4 separate regions of the Homo sapiens genome follow, and all the other regions are linked to region 4. A link is a contact called in ENCODE Hi-C or POLR2A ChIA-PET data. All regions are on one chromosome and are shown on one strand. The core of a region is the stretch at or near the end of the contact, and the rest is flanking DNA. Distances in the headings are between cores, read along the strand shown.

Region 1 (3,127 bases), core at 119-2,618, 150 kb before region 4:
GAGACCAGCCTGGGCAACATGGGGAAATGTTGTCTTTATATTTAAAAAAAAAAAAATATATATATATATATATATATATATATATATATATATATATATATATACCGGGTGTGGTGGCATGCACCTGTAGTCCCAGCTACTCAGGAGACTGAGGTGGGAGGATCCTTTAAGCCCAGGAGGCAGAGGTTGCAGTAAGCCGAGATTGCACCACTGCATTCCAGCCAGTGTGAAGATCCTGTCTCAAAAAAAAAGAACTGTCCTACGCTGGTTCTTGGGGCTTGGGGAGAGCCATTCTCTGCCTCAGACACTACAAATAACACAAGCATGGTCGGTTCTCTCTAAAATAGACACAAAGAAATTACAGTGACAGGACCAACTAACCTTATAGTAGGTTAAAGTTATAGCCTCTATGGAAAGAGACACAGCACCAAGGGAACAATAGACCTTGTCACTCCACCAAAAATGATAGACTGCTTATTGAATTTGTATACTTCATTCAAACATGAGCAGTGAGCATGGTCTTGCAGTTAGTGAGGAGCCCTGAAGGTTTCAGAGGCGAGTGCCTGTCTCAGGGCGTTGAGTCAGCCAGGGAATCAGCTCTGTATCTTTCTCAGTTTCAGGTTTTGTTGGTCTTTGTGATATTTTGCCTGGAGGATGGGTGGAGGGTCACCTCAAGAAGCGACCACAACTCAAAGTTATTTTATTCTACATTGCAAAGTATGCCAGATAGAAGAAAACGCCCCTTAGCTTCCCTTTGTCATTCAACACCAGGAAGAAAGAGGAAAATGGAATTGGTTTTCTCTTTTTTTTTTTTTTTTTTTGAGATGGAGTCTCTGTCGCCCAGGCTAGAGTGCAATGGCGTGATCTCGGCTCACCGCAACCTCCACCTTCTGGGTTCAAGCAATTTCCCTGCCTCAGCCTCCTGAGTAGCTCGGACTATAGGCGCCTGCCACCACGGCCAGCTAAGTTTTTTGTATTTTTAGTAGAGATGGGGTTTCACCATGTTGGCCAGGCTGGTCTCAAACTTCTGACCTCAGGTGATCCACCCACCTTGGTCTCCCAAAGTGCTGGGAGTACAGGCGAGAGTCACTGCACCCTGCCTGGAGTTGGTTTTCTTTGGGCTCTGAGGAACACACAAAACAACAAGACCCGTCAGAGTTCAGAGAAACCAATCTCGTGGGGCTACATTGGAACAGCTGAAGGTTTTTTCTTTTTTCTTTTTTTACATTTTTAGACTTCCCTTTGTTTTCTTACAAAACATAAAAACTCAGACTTTAGTTGCCTCTAGGCCTTTCAGAAGAAGCCAGCTGTGGGGAGGGAGGCGGGGCCGCTAGGAGTTCTGCGAACAGATTTTTCAGAGCAAGTGTTAGCATCAGCGGAGCTCTGGTCCTCCCTGTGGATTTGTAAACCAACCTCTGACACCCATTCAGCAAAACAACTTCACCTTTCACCTACTTTCTTTGTTTTCCAGCTGTTTGGTGCATGTTCTGTGTGCATATGTAAGCAACTCTTGATGATTTTGTTTGCTTATACTATTTCCTTCTCAATAAAGAGAAAGAATAGGGCATGAGTATGTCACTGTTGGGCGGGACCCCAAGGGGATCTAGAGATTGTGACCCAGCATCAGATGACAACCCTGGCCTCAGACAAAGACCCTTTGTTTCACAGATGAAGCAACTGACACCTGGATGACTTGCTCCATGCTGGCAAAGGAGTGATTGGATCTAAAACAAGATTTTTAATGCTCTCAATTAAAATTCAGAGTCTCAAGGTTGAAAAGGACTTTGACAATTACATATCCAACCTCACACAGATGCTTGAATTCTGGTCTCTAATGAGTGTACAGTGGCCGGGCGCGGTGGCTCACACCTGTAATCCCAGGACTTTGGGAGGCCGAGGCAGGCGGATCACGAGGTCAGGAGTTCGAGACCAGCCTGACCAACATGGTGAAACACCGTCTCTACTAAAAATACAAAAATTAACTGGGCGTGGTGGCGCATGTATGATCCCAGCTACTCAGGAGGCTGAGGCAGGAGAATTGCTGGAACCCACGAGGGGGAGGTTGCAGTGAGCCGAGACTGTGCCACTGTGCTCCAGCCTGGGTGACAGAGAGAGTGAGACTCCATCTCATAAAAAAAAAGGAGTGTAGAGTGGCCACGTGGCCACTACTGGTCTCACTGGAAGATGAGGAGATCACAACTGTCCCAGCAAATGGAAGCTCTTTCATTTATTTCCATGGGTGCAGGATATCGCCCAGGCTGCAGTACAGTGATACGATCTTACCTCACTGCAACCTCCACTCCCGGATTCAAGTAATTCTCCCTGCCTTAGCCTCCCAAGTAGCTGGAAATTACAGGCATCCGCCACCACACCTGGCTAATTTTTGTATTTTTAGTAGAGATGGGGTTTCGCCATGTTGGCCAGGCTGGTCTTGAACTCCTGACTTCAGGTGATCCGTCTGCCTTGGCCTCCCAAGGTGCTGGGATTACAGCTCGCCACTGTACCTGGCGAGCTCTCTGTTTTTGAATCCGTTACTTTCTATCAGAGTTATACAAATATCAATGAATTTTCATTAAAAAGGCATTTCCTGGAGCACACTTCATTTACCTTTGATCAGTTAATCGGAGAACACTGAGAAGCCTTTAATTTCCACAAGGGATATAGCCTTTCCTAAACATAACCTGCTTATTTGAGGCAGAATATCTTGTAACTCTAACCTTACATAGAACAAATTTAGGAAAATGCTGGTTTGAGCTATGGAATAAAATTCTTAAAAAGGTACATGTTAATTAATTTTTTTGTGAGTCAAATATTTTAAATGTAATAAGAGGAATTTACCACTCAAAAGCAACCAATGGAAAATATATTGCTAAACATAAAGAAGATTATTTATGTAATATAAATAAAAATGTTGGTGAACATATTCTGTATTATGAATCATTCTGGAATGATGTATGCAAATCTCTCACTCATTCTTTTCGAGATAGGGTCTCACTCTGTCACCTAGGCTGGAGTGTAGTGACATGATCATGGCTTACTTTAGCCTCAACCTCCTGGGCTCAAGTGATCCTACTACCTCTCAGCCTCCCTAATAGCTGGGACTACATGTGTGCACCACCATGCCCAG
Region 2 (3,274 bases), core at 691-3,190, 170 kb before region 4:
AGACTGAAAGCCATGTTCTCCCTGGGTAATTCATACAGACCATGAATTGGCAAACTTTTTCTATAAAGGGCCAGAGAGTAAATATTTTAGGCTTCTCAGACCACACGGTCTCTGTTGCAACTACTTATGTCTGTCGTTATAGTGTGAAGACATCCATAGGACAATATTTAAATAAATGAGCACGGCTGTGCTCCAATAAAACTTTATTTACAAAGCAGGCTGATAGTTCACTGATCCCTGACTTAGACTATTAGTTTAGCCCCGTCTCAGACATTGCTTTCACGGAAGATTTATTCTGATGCCATGAGCCATCTGCTCAAGCTTTAAAAGCTTCCTCTCCAGCTCTTGCTGACACATTGGGCCAATATGAAAAGGTGGGCCAATATCAAAAGGTCCTACAGATGCCAGTCACTTAGATTTGTATTCTCTAATCTTGTCCATGAAGTTTCTACACAGGATCAATTTCCTTATTAAATGTCACTGCTGTTATCACCAATGTTCTTGGGAAAATGGACTGAAACTGCTGACAGAAGCACAGAGGAGACCCCAAAGAGCCTCTAAAGAATCATAGTGGGCGGGGCACAATGGCTCATGCCTGTAATCACAGCACTTTGGGAGGCAGGCTCACGCCTGTAATCACAGCACTTTGGGAGGCAGAAGCGGGCAGATCACCTGAGATCAGGAGTTCAAGACCAGCCTGGTCAACATGGCGAAACCCCATCTCTACTAAACGTACAAAAATTCGCTGGGCATGGTGGCAGATGCTTGTAATCCCAGCTACTCGGAAGGCTGAGGCAGGAGAATCACCTGAACCTGGGAGGTGGAAGTTGCAGTGAGCCGAGATCATGCCATTGCACTCTAGCTTGGGCAACCAAGAGTGAAACTCCGCCTCAAAAAAACAAAACAAGAAAGAAAAGAAAAGAAAAGAAAACAAAAGAAAAGAAAAGAAAAAAAAGAATCACGGTGAGTCTATGTTTCTTGCATAGAACCTCTGGGGTCCCAAGTGGCCATGGAGGCCACAGTTCTACTTCCGGCCCTAGCCCCGCCCCTACCCGCCTACCCACCATCGCAATGCATGATGGGCCACCACTTCACTTGGGCCACATCCACGAGACCCGAAGCTTCTTCCAGGTGGTGTGTGGCTGCCCCGAATGCGCTTTGAGAACATCCACTCCTTCCCCAATTTATATTGGGGGAATCAATAGTTTTTGTGCCTATCACCTCGTGTAATCGCAAAGATTTGTGCATAAAAGTTATGCCAGGCCGTGCACGGTGGCTCAAGCCTGTAATCCCAGCACTTTGGGAGGCCTAGGCGAGTTGGATCACCTGGGATCAGGAGTTCCAGAGCAGTCTGACCAATATGGAGAAACCCCGTCTCTACTAAAAATATAAAAATTAGCCAGGTGTGATGATGTGCACCTGTAGTCTCAGCTACTCTGGAGGCTGAGACAGGAGAATTGCTTGAACCCAGGAGGCGGAGGTTGCAGTGAGCCAAAAGCGCGCCACTGCACTCTAGCCTGGGCGACAGAACGAGACTCTGTCTCAAAAAAAAAAAAATAAAAATAAAAATAAAAAAGTTATCCCATTTCAGGGTAAGGGGATCACTGTATTTATTCCTCTTTTTAAGTCCAGTGGAAGTTAGGGATGAAATTGCCCAATGTGAGCCATGCCTTTTTAGTCTCGTAATTTGTTTCTCCCTGGAAGTCCTTAGCAACAGGCAGGAGACAGCAAAGTTCCCAGTGCACTGTGCTGAGTGGCAGAGGGTAGACCTGGCTCCATAGGAAGTCTGTCAGCCACAGACTGAACAGCTCCGTGGCTTTTGACCATATTTGCAGTGTCTCCCAGAGTTGTGAGCAGAAGCAGAGAGAGGATGCTGTGCACCAAGCGCTTGTAGGATCAGGCTTGCCCTGGCAGTCAGGCCATGGCTCTGGTGTCCAGATGATGGAGGGCAGGCCTCTCTGCTGTTGTAGCCGGGCTAAGCAAGTATGTTAATCTTCCTTTGTCACTAGGTGGCAGAATATAATTAAGATGTCAGAATTTCTTCCATAACATTGGAAGGCGTTTCTAGTTCCTTCTTAATGACCTCCTTCATTACTTTGCAGTATTTGCTAATGCCGTTTAGGACTGAGGCAATGAAATAAAATTTCCTTCTGCAAACATTTTCTATATTTATCCAGGATTCTACTTTTTTCATTTAACTGGCTTGCCTCTTAGGGAGAAGCATCCTTAACATAAAGTACATTCTCTTCTTAATGGCTACTGTTTGGACAATCCAAACTTCTTATTTTTATGTATTATTTTGTTACTCTTTGTGGGGTAGAAATAAATACTCTCCTGTCACATGTAAAATTTCAAATAGGTTTATTATAATGCATAATGTGATAATCCATTTTATAAATTAAAAATACATGAGTCCACATTGATAATAAATAGCTTTATTGATTTTCCTAACTATAAAGGCAATAGACACTCATTTAAAAAATTCTGAAAATACAGAAAAGTATAAAAAAGAAAAAATAATAACCAGTAATCCCACTATTCAAAGAGACCAAGCAGAAGGATGATAGAGTACCCCTGAATAATTGATCTTATCAAGTTGATGAAGCATAATTCTAAAAAAAACACATGGGTAAATATATGCCTCATAAAATATAATCCTGGGCTACCTGAAGGCCTGGGTCAGCACTTAACTCTTTTTTTTTTTTTTTTTTTTTTTTTTTTTTCCAGATGGAGTCTCACTCTGTTGCCCAGGCTGGAGTGCAGTGGCATGATCTTGGCCCACTGCAACCTCTGCCTCCCGGGTTCAAGCGATTCTCCTGCCTCAGCCTCCCGAGTAGCTGGGATTACAGGCATGAGCCACCACACCCAGCTAATTTTTGTATTTTTAGTAGAGACAGAGTTTCACCACGTTGGCCAGGCTGGTCTCAAACTCCTGACCTCAGGTGATCTGCCCACCTCGGCCTCCCAAAGTGCTGGGATTATAGGCGTGAGCCACTGGGCCCCGCGAAAACTATTTTTTATTAACATTTTATTATGAAAAATGTAAAGCATATACAAAAAAGTAGGAAGAACTTTATAACAAACCTGATGTATCCACACCCAGCTTCAAAAATTATCAATACATGGCGAATCTTGTTTCATCAATGCATGCTGACTTTTCTCCTCTCTAGTCTAGATGATGTTGATGATGATGATGATTACTGTTATTATTTGAGATAGGGTCTCACTCTGTCTCCCAGGCTGGAGTGCAGTGGTACGATCATGGCTTGCTGCA
Region 3 (3,478 bases), core at 183-2,682, 130 kb after region 4:
CTGTTTTCACACAGGTTGGTGCTAGTGTGTGAGTCTAAGCCTACATGGGTGGATATCCACGTGATCAGGCTGCAAGTTCTTTGTAGTGGAGGATCTTTGGCCCTCCCTGCTGCTTCCCAACCCAGCGAACCTACCACACCATGCACGTGCACAGCCAAGGGTTGTTGACTGTTTAATCAGTCTCTGGGTTCTTATGTCTCATCCGGGGGATTCACTGATAGGAGGCTGGAGCTTGATCACATCCAGATGTTCTCATCTTCAGAGCCTGTTAACATAACAGAAGTCTTATAAACATGCTGAGCACACTCACTGGTCTGGAGAGTGTTGCAGGATGACCTAGGCCCATTGCAGGGGTGGCCTGGGTCGCCCTCCCACACTTCTGCCACCCTGCTTGGGAAGGAGGGAGCTGTTTTGAAGTTCCCTGGTGCAATATGATGTATTGCTCTGGCTCTGCTCAGGAGGAAGCTATGGCCCACCTAGTCAGTGAGGGTTAGCTAATACGTGTATTCTGTTTCTGTTGAGGTTTCACAGAGGCCTTTTTTGACCCTTCATTTTATAGATAAGGCAGTGGAGGCACAACTACATGAAATGACTCGACAAATAAATGGATTTAGAACCCAGGTTTCTGACTCCCAGGGTGGTGCTTTTTCCATGGTTGTACAGTGATTAATGTCTACCTTTTCACACCAGTCCTCAACTGAAGACACCAGCTTACACCTTCCTTCCTGTTTCTCCCAAGAACAGAAAGTGACCCCGGATGTCGCTTTCTGTTCCTGGGAAGGCAGTTCCAGTGGTTAGAAGTCCTGTTCACTCCTGGGGTGTGGCCTGGGGATGGTCCTGACATCCCTGGGCTCTTCCTGGACCTGGCCAGCTAAAAGGAAATCTCCTATGATGGTACTCAGATACTTTTGGAACCTTGTCAGCCCTAATCCCATCTCCTAGTGTTTAGTATTCAGCTACCCTTCACTGGGCAGTAATTCTGTGCCAGGCCTGATCTGGGCATTGGTGGTACTAAGAACGCATATTCCCTATCCTATAGGCATAGTCTGGTAGAGACAACATGCAAGTAAAACAATGTTCCTTAAACTGTGGTTCCACACCTCCCTCCCCCAACATTAAAAGTGTAAGGGATGCTTATTCAAATGTAGATTTGTAGGCTCTGCACTCTAGACCCACTATTTCAGAATCTCTGGGGACTGGGCCCAAGAAACTGCATTTTCGCATGCTCCCTAAATGAAGCTTAGGTGCTCTGAGGTTTGACAACTGCAGTAGAGAGCCTAATGCTAACAGTGTAGAGTCACATGTGATGGGAAGCATCAGGTAGGTAGCAGTTTGCAGGAGCACTGATTCTGAGGGACACTAACTGGGCCTAAGAACAGCTACTGGCTGTCATGAGGAATAACTAGGAGCTAGCCATAGAGGGGTAGCAGTGAATCATTTCTCTAGCGATGTAAATCTTGCTCAATTTATTCTGTCTATATAACTCAATATTACTGAAGTTTGCCTAAAGCAGAATACACCTGGATCATACAGCATTTATGAGAGACTGGCTGGGCTGTCAGGCCCTCCTGTTACTTTATCTCTGCATGTGACCCTCTTAGCTCCGCGGATTAACTCCTGTCCTCATTAAGCCTCACACTGTAGCCCCATTTTCAGATCAAACCTGTTTCTCTTCTGGTAAATGATTTCAGTTTGCAAAGTTTGCCCTCTAGAGGTTGCTTAGTGCCTGGCCATGTGGGCTCAGTTCATGTGGTCCTGATGAGCTGGTTTTATCTTTATTACAAAGAAGTTAGGCTGTTAGGAGAGTGGGTTGGAAGGAGAAGAGGTAGACAGCCAAATGAGATGAGTCAGGGAAAACTATACTGTTTCGGAGTCATAGGGCTCCTACCAAGCATCTGGTCAGAAACCTCTCATTTTGGAGATCAAGAAATTGAGGTTCAGAAAGATGACATGAGGTACGCAGGGACGCCACCAGACACAGCCTCCAACTCTAGAAACTAAAATTCTGGATTCTTAGTGCTGCTTTTTCTGTTTTGTTGCACTGGATTGAAGCCTTTTCTAACTGTACTCAGAGGGCCTATTATTTAGGGAGATTCCGTATGAAATCCTTTAGCAATCAAATCATTTAATAGGGCTGATGGTTTAAATATATGTTAATGTGTTTTCCTAAAGCCTGGCAGACCTGGGTTTTGGAGCTTTGTATCACATGTTTTATGTTTGGAATGAAAATGAGACCATGTCTGTGAAGGCACTTTGATATGCGTAATGCACTCTGCCAGTGTTTGTCAAAACATGGTCCCCAGGTCAGCAGCATCAGCATCACCTGTAAGTGATTCTCCAGTCGCATCCCAGGGCCGCTGTATCAGAAACTCTGGGGGTGGGGGTGGGGGTGGGGGTGGGGGTGGGGGTGGGGGTGGGGGTGGGGGCCGGCCCGGCCCGGCCCGGCCCGGCCCGGCCCGGCCCGGCCCGGCCCGGCCCGGCCCGGCCCGGCCCGGCAGTCTGCATTTTAACAAGCTCTCCAGGTGATTCTGATGCATACTTAAGTTTGAGAACCATTGCTTGTTTTGCATTAAACAGGAGATTAGTCTCTGCAGCTTGTGGGAATAAAGCTTTAAATCTCTCCAATTTTAGCTCTGTGAAAAGGCAGTGGGGAGACAGGAATGAACGGACTAGTGCCACAAAGCTCAGGTGGGGTGGGTGAGATCATTTAGAAGAGAAAGACCGGGCATGGTGGCTCACGCCTGTACTGTCAGCACTTTGGGAGGCCAAGGCAGGTTGGATCACAAGGTCAGGAGTTTGAGACCAGCCTGCCTATCATGGTGAAACCCTGTCTGTACTAAAGATAAAAAAAAAAAAATTTGCCAGTCATGGTGATGCATACCTGTAATCCCAGCTACTCGGGAGGCTGAGGCAGGAGAATCTCTTGAACCCGGGAGGCGGGGGTTGCAGTGAGCTGAGATTCCACCATTGCACTCCAACCTAGGTGACAGGGTGAGACTCCGTCTCAAAATAAAAAAAAAAAAAGAAAAGGAAAGGCTGTGTGTGTGTGTATGTGTGTGTGTGTGTGTGTGTGTGTGTAACAGCACCATCACACTGTTTGAGTTGAGGAGCACATGCTGAGTGTGGCTCAACATGTTACCAGAAAGCAATATTTTCATGCCTCTCCTGATATGGCGATGCTCCCCTATCTCATTCCTGTGTGTGTTTAGCCAGGCAACTGTTGATCATCAATATTATGATAACGTTTCTCCACTGTCCCATTGTGCCCACTTTTTTTTTTTTTTTGAGTTACTTACTAAATAAAAATAAAACACTATTTCTCAATAGACTTGAAGCTTCAAGATTTCCTGGTGGACAATGAAACCTTCTCTGGGTTCCTGTATCACAACCTCTCTCTCCCAAAGTCTACTGTGGACAAGATGCTGAGGGCTGATGTCATTCTCCACAAGGTAAGCTGATGCCTCCAGCTTCCTCAGTA
Region 4 (3,217 bases), core at 186-2,685:
TTTGGGAGGTAATTTGGTTTAGATGAGGTCATAAGGGTGGAGACCCCACGATGGGATTCATGCCTTATAAGAAGAGACTCTAGAGAGAAGTCTCTAAGAGCGTACAGTGATAAGATGGCTGTTTGCAAGCCAGAAAGTGGGGCCTCAACAGGAATCAAATCAGCCTGCACCTTGATTTTGTTCTTCCAGCATCCAGAATTATGAGAAATAAATGTCTGTTGTTTAAGTACCCAGCACGAGAAGACTAAGACAAATACTCAGAGCAGAATTTTCAAGAGAAGCAAAGCATTCCTGTCCTTTGAAGTTCCCATCTGTTTCCCAGCTATATAAACACCGCAGAGTGCATGATAAGTATGTTTGCTGCGTGAATGCAAGAACCCTCCTCTGGGAAAAGTCACAAACAAGCTACTTCACCCATTGCCTGACACAAAGGCAGCTTCCCCCTTGAATAATCTGGGATTGAAAATGAGTTCATTCAGCTATAAGCTCACCGAACGAACACCAAATTCAGCAACTGTGAGCAGTGCACTCTGTCCCTGCCCTTAATAAGTGAACAACCCAACTGTCTTCTAGAAGGGTTGATCACTTTGTAATTTTGTAATGGAAACCCTCAAAGGAGACCTCCAATAATGAGAACTTCTTTGTCTTTAGCATGGCCTGGGCCACTCACCCCATAGAGCATGAAGCTCTCATAGGTCTTCAGATTGGCGATGGGAGAACGTGACTTTGAGCTTTCAGCTTTTTATCTCTCTAAAATAGGACAGAAAATTTCAGCTCTGATATTCTCTGTGGGATTCCAGAACAACTTCCTTGAGTCTCAGTTTCCCCATCTGCAAAAAGAAAATAGTCACAGCACCTACTACCTCATAGGTTTCTGATAAGGATGGAATGAGTAATGCCTATGAGAGTGCCTTGCCAAATGTGCTACAGGTGTCGTTTGTGTGTTTTAGGGCCAAAAACCCACTTTGAAGCACGGACCCTTCATGGAAATTGCCCTTAACTGATTGGATGACCGTGGGCCAATTAAATGAACTCACAGGGCCTCAGTTTCCTCTTCCATGAGGGGTCATTTTGAGGTCTTTCAAAGGGTTGTGAGAATCAAAAGAAGGGCGCCCAGCACCACGCCCGCCGCGCACACACATGGCGTTCAGTAAGTGGTTCTCTCCCCTGCACCGCGTCTAGACCTCGTTTCTCCACAGAGAGTGGGTGGCAGGAATTTTCCAAATCGGCTCGATGTCCCCACTCCATCGCTTCATGCACTGGCCCAGGACACACCCATAGTTTGGCGAAGTGCAGACTTGGAGAAACTTGGGGGAGAACGGAACCCAAGGCCCAGCCCCGCGCACGCGCGCCGCAGCCTTCGCCCAGAGCAGCGTCTGCTAGTTACCTTTCACCTACTTCGCTGCGACTCGCCGCGCGGGGTAACTCGAGGTCAGACTCGGGGCCCCGCGCGCTTGCGCGCCGCCCGCTGCCCGCCGCCCGCCGCGGCTGGGAGTCCGGAGGTTTCATCTTGTGATGGTTTCGGTTCGGCTCTCAAATGGAGGGTGTGAGCTTTGCAGACGTGCCCTAATTCTGGGTCTGGCGGGGCGACATTGGGCCCTCTGAGCTGCCACCCTGGCCCTGACGCCCCATTACTCCTCGTTCCTTCCTCCCCCCATCTGTTGTCACGCTCTCCCTTTTCCCACAGCTGGCCCCTATTCAGCTGTGCCGATTGCCCCACATCCCTTCTTCCTGCAAAAGGCAGATGGGAAGGGAGCTCTGTCTGGCCTATTCCGGACAGAGCTCCGGGCTTCCGAGTGGAGCATGAGCCCGCGGAAGAGCCACGTGGGTGCAAACTAAATGTTCCCATTCTTGCTGGGGAGGGGCCGGACTTAAAGACCAGGTTTCAAATGAGAAGGCGCACATTTTCTGGTTTTTGTCTTCCAGATGGCTACGTTGAAGACAGCTGGGGCTGCCGCACGCCTCGGGGTTACTGTCGGGCACCCGGCGGGCGGGGCCGGCGCTGGGGCGGGGGAGGGCTTCCTCGCCCTCAGAAACCACATTCGCAGAAACGTTTTTAACTGGCAAGGTTTCGAGTTCCCAACCACAGCACCCTCAGTGATGGTTTTCAGAAGACCTTGTTAGCTCCTCTCCTCCAGAGACCCATCCTTCGCTGACATCCCACCGATTTGGGAGCAGGAAAAAACAGACTCCTGCAAAATACCTCTTCTTCCAGTGCCCTGTACCCCTCTCTACTTACTTCGAGTCCCTGCAGTCCAGCAACAACCCCAAACGAGTGAAGGGAGGAGACATAGGTTTGTCCAGGCTCTGCCACCGACGGGTGATTTGGGATGAGTCCTTCTCCAGTATCATTATCTTCAACTGTAAAACATGAGGGTTAGTCCGAATGATCTCCAAACGCTTCAGCATTAAAGTTAGGTGATGAATCCTAAGATTTTGCAGTTCTATAATGTCACATCTCCTCCGTTTCAGAGAGGGCCCGCAGGGAATCTTGTTAAGGATAACTGCCATCGAAGTTACAAGTTTGTTCTGTGATTGAAGAGTTTCAGGTCTTCTAGATTTCTTTGGCATGACGCATAACTATTTCAAGATACTAACATTTGGGCAGGGCGTGGTGGCTCAGGCCTGTAGTCCTAACACTTTGGGGGGCCGAGGCGGGCAGATCACCTGAGGGTAGGAGTTAGAGACCAGTCTGGCCAACATGGTGAAACCCCGTCTCTACTAAAAATACAAAAATTAGCCGGGCGTGGCGGTACATGCCTGTAATCCCAGCTACTCAGGAGGCTAAGGCAGAAGAATCGCTTGAATCCAGGAGGCGGAGGTTGCAGTGAGCTGAGATCACGCCACTGCACCCCAGCCTGGGCAACAGAGGGAGACTCCTTCTGAAAAAAAAAAAAAAAAAAAGATACTAACATTTAAGGTTAAGAATGTAGGTCATTTCCCCAGAGGACTAACAGACTCGAGGGCACACACCCCAAATTTTATTTCTTTGACTCTGTCATTGCCCCCAGAACAGTATATAATGTAGCCAATTGTTGTGGATTTATTGTTAATGAATAAAATAAAATTTGTGACTAGCAGGGATAGGGGTCCTATGCTGTCATTTTAATATGAATAGAGTTTTTAAAAACTCACAGATAAATGTATCACATGAGAAAAAAATACAAAGGCTGAACATAGAGCAGCAATGTTAATCTGATAAATCGTAAATAAGTGT

Evidence for each region. Hi-C counts contacts between places; a loop is a spot of excess contacts on that map. ChIA-PET counts read pairs that join two places held with the same protein, here RNA polymerase II (POLR2A). Pooled maps may share reads with other maps.
Region 1: a loop to region 4 is called in a map of right lobe of liver, with 2.8 times the contacts of the local background. The contact joins the enhancer-like site here to the promoter of CT70 in region 4. A Hi-C loop is called at or near these places in 15 of 168 maps with a recorded cell type or tissue (CD14-positive monocyte, CD4-positive, alpha-beta T cell, CD4-positive, alpha-beta memory T cell and 9 more), 15 of 37 single-sample maps with no recorded cell type and 19 of 50 pooled maps. POLR2A ChIA-PET finds 5 or more read pairs at or near these places in 14 of 52 experiments (BJ, CD4-positive, alpha-beta T cell, CD4-positive, alpha-beta memory T cell and 10 more).
Region 2: a loop to region 4 is called in a map of heart right ventricle, with 4 times the contacts of the local background. The contact joins the enhancer-like site here to the promoter of CT70 in region 4. A Hi-C loop is called at or near these places in 33 of 168 maps with a recorded cell type or tissue (CD14-positive monocyte, CD4-positive, alpha-beta T cell, CD4-positive, alpha-beta memory T cell and 25 more), 11 of 37 single-sample maps with no recorded cell type and 36 of 50 pooled maps. POLR2A ChIA-PET finds 5 or more read pairs at or near these places in 5 of 52 experiments (AG04450, H1, HEK293 and 2 more).
Region 3: a loop to region 4 is called in a map of heart right ventricle, with 4 times the contacts of the local background. The contact joins the enhancer-like site here to the promoter of CT70 in region 4. A Hi-C loop is called at or near these places in 26 of 168 maps with a recorded cell type or tissue (B cell, CD14-positive monocyte, HepG2 and 20 more), 23 of 37 single-sample maps with no recorded cell type and 37 of 50 pooled maps. POLR2A ChIA-PET finds 5 or more read pairs at or near these places in 9 of 52 experiments (BJ, H1, HEK293 and 4 more).

The regions. Positions count from the first base shown.
Region 1 is chr9:105,136,917-105,140,043 of GRCh38, reverse strand. The region is part of intron 3 of LOC105376197 (a long non-coding RNA gene); the gene reads right to left. Among named protein-coding and RNA genes, the nearest start is that of SLC44A1, 110 kb to the left of the region's middle. RefSeq lists enhancers at 1-616, 617-1,596, 1,597-2,576. Within about 2 kb of position 1,368, at least 2 of the 41 ENCODE cell types and tissues checked have a DNase peak (open chromatin) inside an H3K27ac peak, as active enhancers do; they include right lobe of liver, where a contact is called at or near this core.
Region 2 is chr9:105,156,002-105,159,275 of GRCh38, reverse strand. No RefSeq gene overlaps it. Among named protein-coding and RNA genes, the nearest start is that of SLC44A1, 87 kb to the left of the region's middle. Within about 2 kb of position 1,940, at least 7 of the 41 ENCODE cell types and tissues checked have a DNase peak (open chromatin) inside an H3K27ac peak, as active enhancers do; they include adrenal gland, heart right ventricle and transverse colon, where a contact is called at or near this core.
Region 3 is chr9:104,861,650-104,865,127 of GRCh38, reverse strand. It overlaps ABCA1 (ATP binding cassette subfamily A member 1), which reads left to right. Exons shown (of 50, transcript NM_005502.4): 6 at 3,328-3,449. Among named protein-coding and RNA genes, the nearest start is that of ABCA1, 65 kb to the left of the region's middle. Within about 2 kb of position 1,432, at least 7 of the 41 ENCODE cell types and tissues checked have a DNase peak (open chromatin) inside an H3K27ac peak, as active enhancers do; they include CD14-positive monocyte and heart right ventricle, where a contact is called at or near this core.
Region 4 is chr9:104,990,013-104,993,229 of GRCh38, reverse strand. It overlaps CT70 (cancer/testis associated transcript 70), which reads left to right and starts at 1,435. Exons shown (of 4, transcript NR_184160.1): 1 at 1,435-1,544; 2 at 1,927-2,413. RefSeq lists a silencer at 1,882-2,151 and an enhancer at 1,086-2,285.